Linked DNA regions of Homo sapiens: regions 1 and 2 are each linked to region 3. The links are chromatin contacts, found by Hi-C or POLR2A ChIA-PET in ENCODE. All regions are on one chromosome and are shown on one strand. Each heading gives the region's core, a stretch centred on a gene start or an enhancer-like site at or near the end of the contact. The rest is flanking DNA. Distances are from core to core; before and after follow the strand shown.

Evidence for each region. Hi-C counts contacts between places; a loop is a spot of excess contacts on that map. ChIA-PET counts read pairs that join two places held with the same protein, here RNA polymerase II (POLR2A). Pooled maps may share reads with other maps.
Region 1: a pooled map shows a loop between it and region 3 (6-fold over the local background). The contact joins the promoter of ZNF582 here to the promoter of ZNF324 in region 3. A Hi-C loop is called at or near these places in 5 of 50 pooled maps.
Region 2: a pooled map shows a loop between it and region 3 (14-fold over the local background). The contact joins the promoter of ZNF444 here to the promoter of ZNF324 in region 3. A Hi-C loop is called at or near these places in 1 of 168 maps with a recorded cell type or tissue (CD8-positive, alpha-beta T cell), 1 of 37 single-sample maps with no recorded cell type and 9 of 50 pooled maps. POLR2A ChIA-PET finds 5 or more read pairs at or near these places in 1 of 52 experiments (B cell).

What each region holds. Positions count from the first base shown.
Region 1 is chr19:56,392,000-56,395,695 of GRCh38, reverse strand. It overlaps ZNF582 (zinc finger protein 582), which reads left to right and starts at 2,162. Exons shown (of 5, transcript NM_001320371.4): 1 at 2,162-2,476. It overlaps ZNF582-DT (ZNF582 divergent transcript), which reads right to left and starts at 2,020. Exons shown (of 2, transcript NR_037160.1): 1 at 1,643-2,020.
Region 2 is chr19:56,139,242-56,142,644 of GRCh38, reverse strand. ZNF444 (zinc finger protein 444) reads right to left here and starts at 1,358. Exons shown (of 5, transcript NM_018337.4): 1 at 1,288-1,358. RefSeq lists enhancers at 1,396-1,535, 1,566-1,895.
Region 3 is chr19:58,464,729-58,468,514 of GRCh38, reverse strand. It overlaps ZNF324 (zinc finger protein 324), which reads right to left and starts at 1,435. Exons shown (of 4, transcript NM_014347.3): 1 at 1,332-1,435. RefSeq lists enhancers at 1-54, 473-1,087, 1,088-1,704 and silencers at 1,186-1,315, 1,396-1,445.

The DNA of each region.
Region 1 (3,696 bases), core at 913-3,412, 2.1 Mb after region 3:
GGGAGAAACCAACCGACCCTGTGGGGCTGGACCCTACAAACTCTGCATGTGCTTTGGCACAGGAATGTGTACTGGGAAGTGGCTGACAAAAGACCTATGGATTCCATGGAATGGAGAGGCTAGCTCAGAGCATTCTCATACTCTTAAAAGGAAGAAACTGGAAGCCACCCTCTAAGACGACCCTGAATGATCCCTGCCTCCTAGTACTTATACTCTTGTGTAGCCTCCACCTACTTAGACTCACAGCTGATTTTGTGACCAAGAGTATAATGGTGTATGACTTCAGAGGCTTGGTTCAGAGTCAGAAGTGGCCATTTCATCATCCTCTAAATTTCTCTTTGGCAGATTAATGAATGTGAGAAAGTAAAAATGGTATAGAAGAAAGTTAGCCTGAGAGATGGCTGGCTTTGTACCTGTTTGGTCTTTTTCCTTCCTTTCCTCCATAAGCAAATACTGACGCATGTACATATAGACACACTCAACACAGTGGGATGTTAAAGGGAAACTAGAGCCACTCGCCCCTTCCCAAGATCAGAGAACATAGGAAAGATGATGACTTTTTGCATCTACCCTCTCCTCTTGAACTCGCAACACTGTCTTGAACCACAAATAAGGTCAAGTAGGATAAATCTACAACTGTCTCCTCAACTGTCCGCTCACAAGTGTGAAATTCAACCATCCTTGCTGAAGTTGTCTTTTAATATCAGTAATCAGCAATAACCAACCTCTGAGCTTTGCTTATATTATTAAATCATTTTATTTGACCCTCAGGACAAAGCTGCAAGCCCAGCATTACATTCTTCCTTTTATGGACAAAAAAAAAAAAACAAAACAAAACCGAGATAGGCACGAAGAAACTAATAAATGGCTGAAATGCTATTTGAATCCACATCTGTCTAATTCTAAAAGTGTGCTTTCCACCACATCACCGCACCTACAAGGAAAATGCAGCCTCTACCCTCTCCTGAAGAATGTGTAAAGAGGCAATATGGTGTGTTTTGGAAAAAGCATCTTTGCAGAAAGAAAGCATTAGCTTCAGTCATATTAGCATCCTTATCCAGCAGCAGTAGCATTATTTTACATATCAGTTACTCCTCCCCAACAACTCAATGAATTAGATGCCACAATCATCCTCACTTTCAAATGTGGAGACCGAGGCACATCTCTAAGACTGGAGTTCAGGCATTCTGGCTCCAGTCTTAGAGATGGTTAAGGGTTCACACTCTTAACCATTTATTACACCATAGAGCTCACCAGGTTTGAGGGAAACAGGATCAAATCAAAAGAGTCACTCAGGACTCCAGTCCTCACTCAAGGACAAACTGTTCCACCTCGGACAGGGAGAGTTTCCGCATTCTGAGACCCAGCATAACAGGTCCTGACCGGCATCTGGCACTCGGACTCCCAATCATACTGGATCACACTGGCTCGGGATGTGTAAAGTCCAGGGCTTCTCACATTTGATGACACCAAAGCCGCCTAAAAACAAGAGAGAATTAACAACTACCTACGGCGGTCTGATATTTGCCCAAGAGATGCCGCCCCATAAAACTCCTTTACATCTTTATAACGTTTTTATTTTGCGTTCTCCTTCATAACCCACATTTAACTCACCATAGATGTAATGTTTAAAATTAGTTACCAGATAAACTCTTACGCTTCCAAACTTTAAGGTTCCTTCGAAACCTTCTGGTAAAACTGTTGTTCCACGGAAATGGGAACGTAACGGATGAGGCAATCTTCCACAGCCGCACACAGTTGTGTATCCACCGCTAAACGGTCCCAGTCATACATTCAACGACCCACGCGGAGTCAGAAGCTACCACCACACACTGTCAAAATCACGCACACACAGTGACGGCCCCTTGCCCACTCGGTCACTCGCCCACAATCTCTCGCTAGAGAATCACACGCAGATAGCACACCCAGCACCACAGACCCCAGGAAGCAACCCAGGGACTCGAACACACGAACAGCACTCCTCCGCGCACTGCGCAGGCACGCCTGCGTCCGGCTCACCCTGAAACATCGCGAGATCCGGCTTCAAGGCCGGGCTGCTGCCTTTACGCCTAAAGACTATGTTTCCCGGAAGACACTGCGGCGCCGGCCCTATCATGGCGCAGCATCGGTGTGCTTTGTGCGTCTGCGCCATCTTCCGGCTGCGCACGGCGAATCCACCGGTACCGTGGTGGAAGCGCGCCCTGGGCTGCCGGGGGCGCGGCCGCGGTGGCACTTGGACCCGAGGAGGCGGCAGGTGAGAGGTTCCGGAGCTTTCCAGGCGCTCTGGGGTCCAGCAGGAGCTGGTGCCCGGGCCGGTTGGGTCTCAGGCCTGAGAAGAACGCAGACGTCTCGCCTCATCGTCGCTCTGTGGCTTTACCGGCGTGAGACTACATTTCCCGCCGGCCCTCGCGGCGTGCGCTTTCTGGCGCCCCCTTTCTGCTTCCAGCCTCATAGCCCAGGTGCATGGACCCCTTAGGTGGGTGCGCAGGGGTCTCCGACCCCCTGAAATTGCGGATGTTTTGCATTCACTGTTATGCGTGCCTTTTTTTTTTTTTAATCTGAGAGGAAATCTTGTTTCATGAGGTTCTCAGAGAGTTACAAGACCCCAGAAGACTTAGAACCGCTAGTTTAGAAAAACTTATACTTGGGAACATTTTATATGTTCAAATTCTATGTCCAGCAATGGGGAAACACTTGAGTGGATCACAGGCCATCCTTTGTAAATAGGATATCGTGCAGTTAATACAAATAATGCTTATAAAAGTGGTCATAATAAGGAAAAGCTGCCTATTACATCATATTAAGCAACATTCATAATTATTTCACTTACACGTTACTTAGAACCAAATGTTTGTAATGCAGTAGGCACCTTATATACTCCTTTACAGAGTACTTCTTGTTTAACAGTGAGCTCAAGAACTGGTTAAATGACAACACTGCGAATACTTGGGTGTTTTTTCTTCCAATTTTTTTGTTTTGTTTTGTTTTTAGCCTGTGTGTTAGTGAGTTTGACTTCTTTTTGCTGAATGTTCTCAAAGGATTCAGTAGTTAATATCTTTGCTTGTCAGTTTTTGATAGTCATTTTTGATAGTCACTTGGCATCCCATTATATGGCTGTGCCAAAAATGATTCAACCTCTTGGCTACTTGTGGACTTGCCTACTTACGTACTAATTTTCAGTTCTCCTATTTAGCAAATATTATTGGACATGCAGCTTTGTGCACTGCTGTGTCTCTATGGAAGGACACATTTATGTGCTGATAATGGAGCACTGGGCGTGCTGTGTGTAATTTGTCTCTTACTGTTCCTTCCAACTCTATCCCATTTGTTGATGCAAGGCATGCTCCATGAAGTGGCATGCACAAAGCCTCAGTTTGGGCTGTAGAGCTTTTTGTATATTTGGCGGTTGGGAAAAGAGCCAGGTAGACTTTCAAAGGTGTTATATTTGCTGCAGGAGAGAGTTAAATGGCCTAGTCCTGGAAAGGCTTTATTCTAGGCTGGGGCTATGCAAATGATGCAGGCCTTCTATGCTCCCTGGCTTGAGGGAAGCCCTCCTTGTCCTTGAGGTAACATGTGGGTCTCAGTCACTAGAACAGCCCTCAGCATCCCTGTCTTAGACTTGCATTTGCAGCAAAACAGAACCACTGGATGTTTAGGGGAAATGGGAGGGAAAGGACCACTGGTTCCCCTTTGCCT
Region 2 (3,403 bases), core at 109-2,608, 2.3 Mb after region 3:
CAAAGGCTAAGTGCTCGACAAAGACCGGTTTGTCTACTCTAGGTTCCCAACCTCGACATTAATGGCACTTGTGTCGTGGCGGGCTATCCTGTGCAACATACGATGTCTACCAGCATCTCTGCCTCTTTTCATGAGATGCCAGTAGCACTTCCCAAGTTGGAAAAACCAAAAAAAAAGTCTCCAGACATTGCCACATGTCCCCTGGGGGACAAAACCACTCCTGGTTGAGAGCCGCTGGCCCACTGGACAAATATTTACCTACGGCACAAAGGCTCTGGGGCAAATTCCAGCTCTGCCTCCTACCAGCTCTGTGTCCTTGGACGAGGTACAAGGCACCTTTTGTAATACCCTGTATCTCCATTTCGTTGACTGTAAAGTGATAGAAGGAGAACAAAAATGCTGAGAACCACACCTGGCTAGTAAGTGTCCAGTCAGACTTAGGGTTACTTTGTCGAAGTTTCCCTGCGAGGTGCCCAGGGGACACTGCTATGAACACGCACGCAGATTAAAATACTAAGTATACATTGGAATAGGCGTTAAAATCGGATATAGAGGAGGGTGACTCCATCCTGACTGGGGTAGAGGTGGCGGGGGTCAACTTCATTTGACAATAAACAGAGTTTCTAAGCACTTTACACATATTACCGAAGGTAATAATGCCTTGCAACAAGCTAAAAAGGCAGATGCTCCGCACTGAGAAAGCAGCAAAACAGAGCAACGATTCTTATCTTCAGGAATCTCACAACTCTGTAAAAGTTGCACTTGTAGAAGCAGCGCGCAAAACGAGCCACCTGCGCCGTATCTACGTTACAACAATAACCATCGTCCCCGGAAGCCCCTTCCCGCAAACCTTTCCGAAGGGGTCCGGTCCCGGCGCCCCCAGACTCCTTTGTAGGGTCCAGCTTCCCACTCAGCTTTCATCTCACAGCCCACCCTCTGCTAGGGTCCCCTTCCCCTCCCCCACCTGTCCCTCCCCCGTCCCGCCCCTCCCCCTCCCCCAGGCGCCCCTCCCCCGTCCTCTCCCTCAGCATTTCTCTCCCGCGTTCAGGACCTCGAGGATCCACGACCCCCTCCCACTATCCACCCCTCCCCCTCTCCAAGTCCCTCCCCCTCTAGTTCCCTCTCCCAGCCCCTTCCCCATCACTCAGCCCCCTTCTCCTCCCCTCCCCGCAAGTCTCCCATCTTTCCCTCCTGAGGCCCCCGGCGCCCCTCTTCCCATCCAACCTCTGGTCCCTCCCTCGTCCAACCGCCCCCACCCAATCCCTCCCTCCTTCCCCCCTCGCTCACCTCACTCTCTCAGGCGAGGCCCCCCAAGCCCCCTCACCTCCCCGCACATGCGCACAAAGCTCGCCGGGACTCCATGCCCCAGCAGGCTTTGCGCCAAACTCCCCCGTCCCCCTCCCCCAATCCCATACTCCGAGCCGCTCGTTCAGCCCAACAACTCCCCATGAAGCCCCGGCCTCACCCCGAACTACAACTCCCAGGAAGCATCGCGGCAAAGGCGGCTGCCAATTGGCCCTCGCCTGGGGACCGCCTTACTCCTGTTTGTCACCGCGTGGCGTCTTCGCCAACACTGGAACTACATTTCCCAAGATACGCGAAAGCGTCGTCTGCAGCCTATTTGGCCTTGACGGCGCAAATGTCGCGGGCTGTCTGAGCGCGACAGGCTTTGGACTACATTTCCCAGAATGCACGAGGAGGCTTCCCAGTGGTCTGCGCGCGGGCCCTGGACATGCGCAGAAGTGCCGGGAAAAAAAGAGGGAGGAGGAGGAGGAGCCATGGCGGCGTTGTTGTGGAGATCAGGGGAGGCCGGGCACCGCCGGGCATTTGGGAGGTGGGGCCTCCGGAGCTCTAGAAGCTGGCAAGCGAAGAGGAGGAGGAGGAGGAGACCAGGCTAGAGTTCTGCGCCAATCAGGAGTGCAGGCTACGTCTCCTTGACTACGGATCGCATTTTTTTTTGTCCTCCCTCTCCACCCGGGCAGAACTTAAGGGCCGATGTCGGTGCCAGGAATCAGGACGTGAGCAGGCTGCCCTCCTGTTCCGGGGTGGGCAGTGGCTCAGGAGGGGGCCAGCGCGGGGGCCTCGGTTTGGCTCTTCCTGTGTGTGAACCTGGACAGGACACCGCCCTCTCTTTAGCCTCAGTTTCCCCTGGGGTGAATTGGGGGACAGCGCTACCTGCCACGCGTCCTCGCTGTGCCCCTATTGGACAGACTACTGCCCCGTCCTGAGGCCTCAGTTTCTGCATCTCAGAACTGTGAAGAAGCATATTTGGATTTTAGAGCAGACAGACATCCTAAGAGATCAGCTGAAGTTTTTATCTAGACAGTTCCAGACCTGATTATGGCTCATACAAGCCCTACCCCAGCCCGCAGCGTATTTCCTCCTCCGTACAACAAGGATAAGAGAATCCCCCTCCCATCCTCCACCTCCCCGGCTGATCTGAAGACTCCGCGCCATAAAAACGAAGACAGTGGCTTACCCATAACAAGCATTCATTACATGGAAGTTGTTCGTCTTATATTCATAAATGAACAACTTTCCCCAGGTTTCACAAGCGATGAGTGGCTGACTCAGAACTTTGTGACCAGTTTGCCCACGGTGGCCTAATCTGCCCTGGCCCACCTGTCTACCACTGTCTTCTCCTCGTGTTTAATGAGTTCCAGTCATGCCTCCTTTCTGCTCCTAGAGCACGCTGATCTTCTTCCCACTCATATCCGATGGCCTACTTGACATCTCCTCTTGGATTTCTTAATAGGCATCTCAAACCTAAGGTGGGCAGTAGATAATTTTTCACTCTCTCCCCCACCTTGCGAAGAAATTTGTTCCTTCCCATTACTCCACCATCTTAGAAAGCAAGTCCATCTTCACCCAAATGTTGAGGCCAAAAATAGAAAAGCAGCCCTTGATTCTTTTTTCTTTTTTTTTTTTTGGTTTTTTGTTTTGTTTTGTTTTGTTTTTTGATACAGGGTCTGGCTGTGTTGCCCAGGCTGGAGTGCAGTGGTGCGATCACAGCTCACTGCAACCTCCGACTCCCAGTCTCAAGTGATTCTCATGCTGCATCCTCCTGAGTAGCCAGGACTACAGGCGTGCACCACCATGCCCAGCTAATTTTTGTATTTTTAATAGAGATGGGGTTTGCCATGTTGGCCAGGCTGGTCTCGAACTCCTGGCCTCAAGTGATCTGCCTCCTCGGCCTCCCAAAATGCTGTGATTGCAAGCGTGAACCACCATGCCCAGCCAATTCCTCTTTTTCATCACCATCCACATGCAATCTATCATCAGGTCCTATTGGCTCTGTCTTCAAAATAGATGCAGAATCTGTCCACAGCTCTCCCGTCTATGGCTACCACCTGGTTTAAGTCCCCATGGCCTCTTTAGACACTGTCATGCTTCCACTCTCGCC
Region 3 (3,786 bases), core at 186-2,685:
CAGGCTGCTCATCCAGCCTGAGGGACTGGATGATTCTCACCAGTCGCCACAGGGGAGCAGCCTCAACAACCTGTGAACACAGAGGAACTCAATCCCTTCCTCCTTTCACCCGGTGTCCCCTTTCTTCCCCTCTCTGTTGCCACCCTCCCCTCCTCAGTTAGGTGCTAGGCTCTTCCCAATAGCCCCAGGCATCCCAGCTGGTCTTCTTTACCCTCAAGCCATAACTGCCCACACCTGGCTGAGTCCCTGCCCATTCCTCAGTCCAATTCATAGGCCCTGTCCACAGCCCAGGACGCCAACAACGTCAGGTCCAGTGACATGACCAACCTGGGACATCCCAGACTCTTGATCTTTCCCCTGAAGGAAACCTGCTTTCCTTTCAATTCTCCTTTCTATCTACAGCAGCTCTCTTCTTCCAGGCGCTCAGGCTGAACAACATGGGGTACTTAGTTCTTCAAACAGCCCACACCTGATGCATCCGCAGATCCACCAGAATTCACCTGGTCGCCCACCTCCACTGCTGCCCAGACTGTGGCAGTCGGTTCTTCCCTTCATGCCGACACCCCTGCATGTCTGTTCTCCACGCAACAAACGGTGGAACCGTTTTAAAGTCCTCAGAGGATGTCCTGATTCTGTTCAAAACTTCTATGTCTCCCGACGCCCTCGAGATAAAGCCCACTCCCTCGCCTGATACTGCAGCCGCACACATCCCCTCTACTCCAGCTCCACATCGAGAGAGCTCAGTCCCAGAAGCACCTGGGCTTCGGCTCCCCTCCCAGGTTTTGCACACGCAGGACTCTCCCCTCGGAGCCTCCTTCGGGACCTCAGCCCCCTGGCTGCCCGAACTCGGGAGCTCACCAGTGCCCTGGACGCAGGAGTTTGCACTGACCCCCGCAACCCCCCCAGGGCAGGGAGAGGAAAGACGACTAGGCGAGGTCTAGGAAGCGGCCTCCCTCCGTGAGGGCGCGGTCTGTGTGAGCAGGGACTCCCCTGCTTCCCCGACGCGGGCTTGTCAGCGCCACCGCCGCCAGCGGAACCCGCAGCTGGGAGGGAAGAAAGGCGTGGACCACCCAGCCTTTCCCCGCCAGCAGCGTCCCGGGGCCGCCCCGCGCCTCAGTCTCCCCGGCCATCATGGACGTGGAACGCCCAGCGCGCAGCCTCCTGGGCTGCCGCACGGTGGGAGAGCGCATGGCTCCCGCCGCGGCCCGACAGTCCCCTGGACGCCCACGACGCACTCTGAGAAACAGAGGCTTGGGGGCGCGGCCGGCGGCCGGCGCCCTTGATCACGACGCGTGCGCAGGGCGGGCCCGACGCGGGCCCTCAGCCAGTACCTTCCTCGCCGCCAGCCTCGAGCACCAGGAACCCCCTGGAAACCGGACCCGACCCGCGGTCCCCAGCCCAGACCACCGGTGTGGCCTGACGCGGGCGGCGAAGTGACAGTCCCACCGCCGGAAGTCCAGCCCTTCGGTTCTCATTGGCCCAGTGCGCGCCGCGGACGCTTGCGTACAGCCTTCCGGGTCACGTGGTTCCCGCCTGTTTCCCTGCGTGGAGGCGGGGCCACTACCGGTCTCCTTGGCAACGTCCAAGCCCCTGCCGCGCGGGGCGCTGGGAAATGGAGTCGCGCGGCGGCCTCGGGTTTTCAAGGGCTTGGTGGCGCTGGTGGATTCGCCCGGTGTGTAGTCCTGCCTTCGGCATTCCAGGTGTCCTCCCAAGCAGTCCCGGAGACTAAACCCTGCAGGTGCGAAAGCAGAAACTGCCGAGGTTCCAAGAGGCAACACCAGCAGTGAGCACGGAGGAGAAAATGCACCGGGTAGCGCAGGTGGAGGTGGAGGAGCCGATGCCTGGAGCTCCGGGTTCCCTTCCCAGCTCTGCCTCTCACTGACTGTGCGTCCTGGGCGCGGGTTTGACCTCTCTGTGTCAATGTCCCGTAAAGGTTTAAGGTCCGTTTTCAACCTTTACACCAAGAATTCTCAGCCCGTAAGCCTACATTTGTCTTAAGTATGAGACTGTTCCTCGACACTTGCCCAAAGCATCTGTTTTCCTTGTAATTTGGATGGGCAGAAGTTAATTCCCCAGATTTGCTTGTCCTTAGACCATCTAGATCTTGTCTTGCCCCACACATCACAATATTCATTCTTTTTTCCTTTTTTCTTGGGACTCATTTAAGTTTTTTTTTTTTTTTTTTAACAGGGTCTTTGTTCTGTTGCCCGTGCTGGAGTGCAGTGGCACAATCTCGGCTCACTGCAACCTCTGCCTTCAGGTTCAAGTGATCCCCCCGCCTCAGCCTCCGTAGTAGCTGGGACCACAGGTGTGCGCCACCATGCCTGGCTAATTTTTGTATTTTTTAGTAGAGATGGAGTTTCACCATGTTGGCCAGGCTGGTCTTGAACTCCTGACCTCAGGTGATCCGCCCACCTCGTTCTCCCAAAGTGCTGGGATTACAGGCCAATTTAAGTGTCTTTGACACATAAAAACGAAAGGCAGAGCAGTCTCAATGTAGACTGTCTTGTTTGGCAGATAATAAAAGGTTCTTTGTCTTGTTTTTGGAACCTGTAGACAGTTCTCAGCTGTCCAGTTCCTTAACTCTTTTTGCCTCCCTCCCTCTATACCTACCTCCATCTATAACTATCTCTCTGTCAACTGTCAGCTATAACTGTCCACCTAATTGATTCTACTTGTAAATCCTTGTAGAGCAAGGGAGCTCATCATGTTTGGAATGTTTTAATATAAATTTTGCTACTTTGAAAGAATTTAAGAACATTTCAGGACTGGGCGCAGTGGCTCACACCTGGAATCTGAGCACTTTGGGTGGCCAAGGTGAGCGATCACTGGAGCCTAGGAGTTTGAGACCAGCCTGAGCAACAAAATGTGACCCCATCTTTATAAAAAAATATAAAAATTAGCTGAGCATGGTCTTGCATGCCTGTAATACCAGCTACATGGGAGGCTGAGGTGGGAGGATTGAGTTCAGGAGTTGGAGTGTGCAGTGAGCTATGATGGAGCCCCTGCACTCCAGCCTGGGTAAGAGAGAGACCCTGTCTCAGGAAAAAACAAACAAAAACCCTGAGGGGGAAAAAAAAAACCCCAACACTTAGAAGTATTAAAGTTCAGGGCCGGGCGCGGTGGCTCACGCCTGTAATCCCAGCACTTTGGGAGGCCGAGGCGGGTGGATCATGAGGTCAGGAGATCGAGACCATCCTGGCTAACAAGGTGAAACCCCATCTCTACTAAAAATACAAAAAATTAGCCGGGCGCGGTGGCGGGCGCCTGTAGTCCCAGCTACTGGGGAGGCTGAGGCGGGAGAATGGCGTGAACCCGGGAAGCGGAGCTTGCAGTGAGCCGAGATTGCGCCACTGCAGTCCGCAGTCCGGCCTGGGCGACAGAGCGAGACTCCGTTTCAAAAAAAAAAAAAAAAAAAAAAGGAAGTATTAAAGTTCAAAAACCCTGAAGAAAAAAAACCCCAACACTTAGAACTATTCAAGCTGTGGCCGGGCGCTGTGGCTCACGCCGGTAATCCCAGCACTTTGGGAGGCCGAGGTGGGCGGATCTTGAGGTCAGGAGATCGAGACCATCCTGGCTAACACGGTGAAACCCAGTCTCTGCTAAAAAATACAAAAATAAAAGTAGCTGGGTGTGGTGGCGGGCGCCTGTAGTCCCAGCTACTCAGGAGGCTAAGGCAGGAGAATGGCATGAACCTGGGAGGTGGAGCTTGCAGTGAGCCGAGATCACACCACTGCATTCCAGCCTGGGTGACAGAGCAAGACTCTGTCTCAAAAAAAAAAAAAA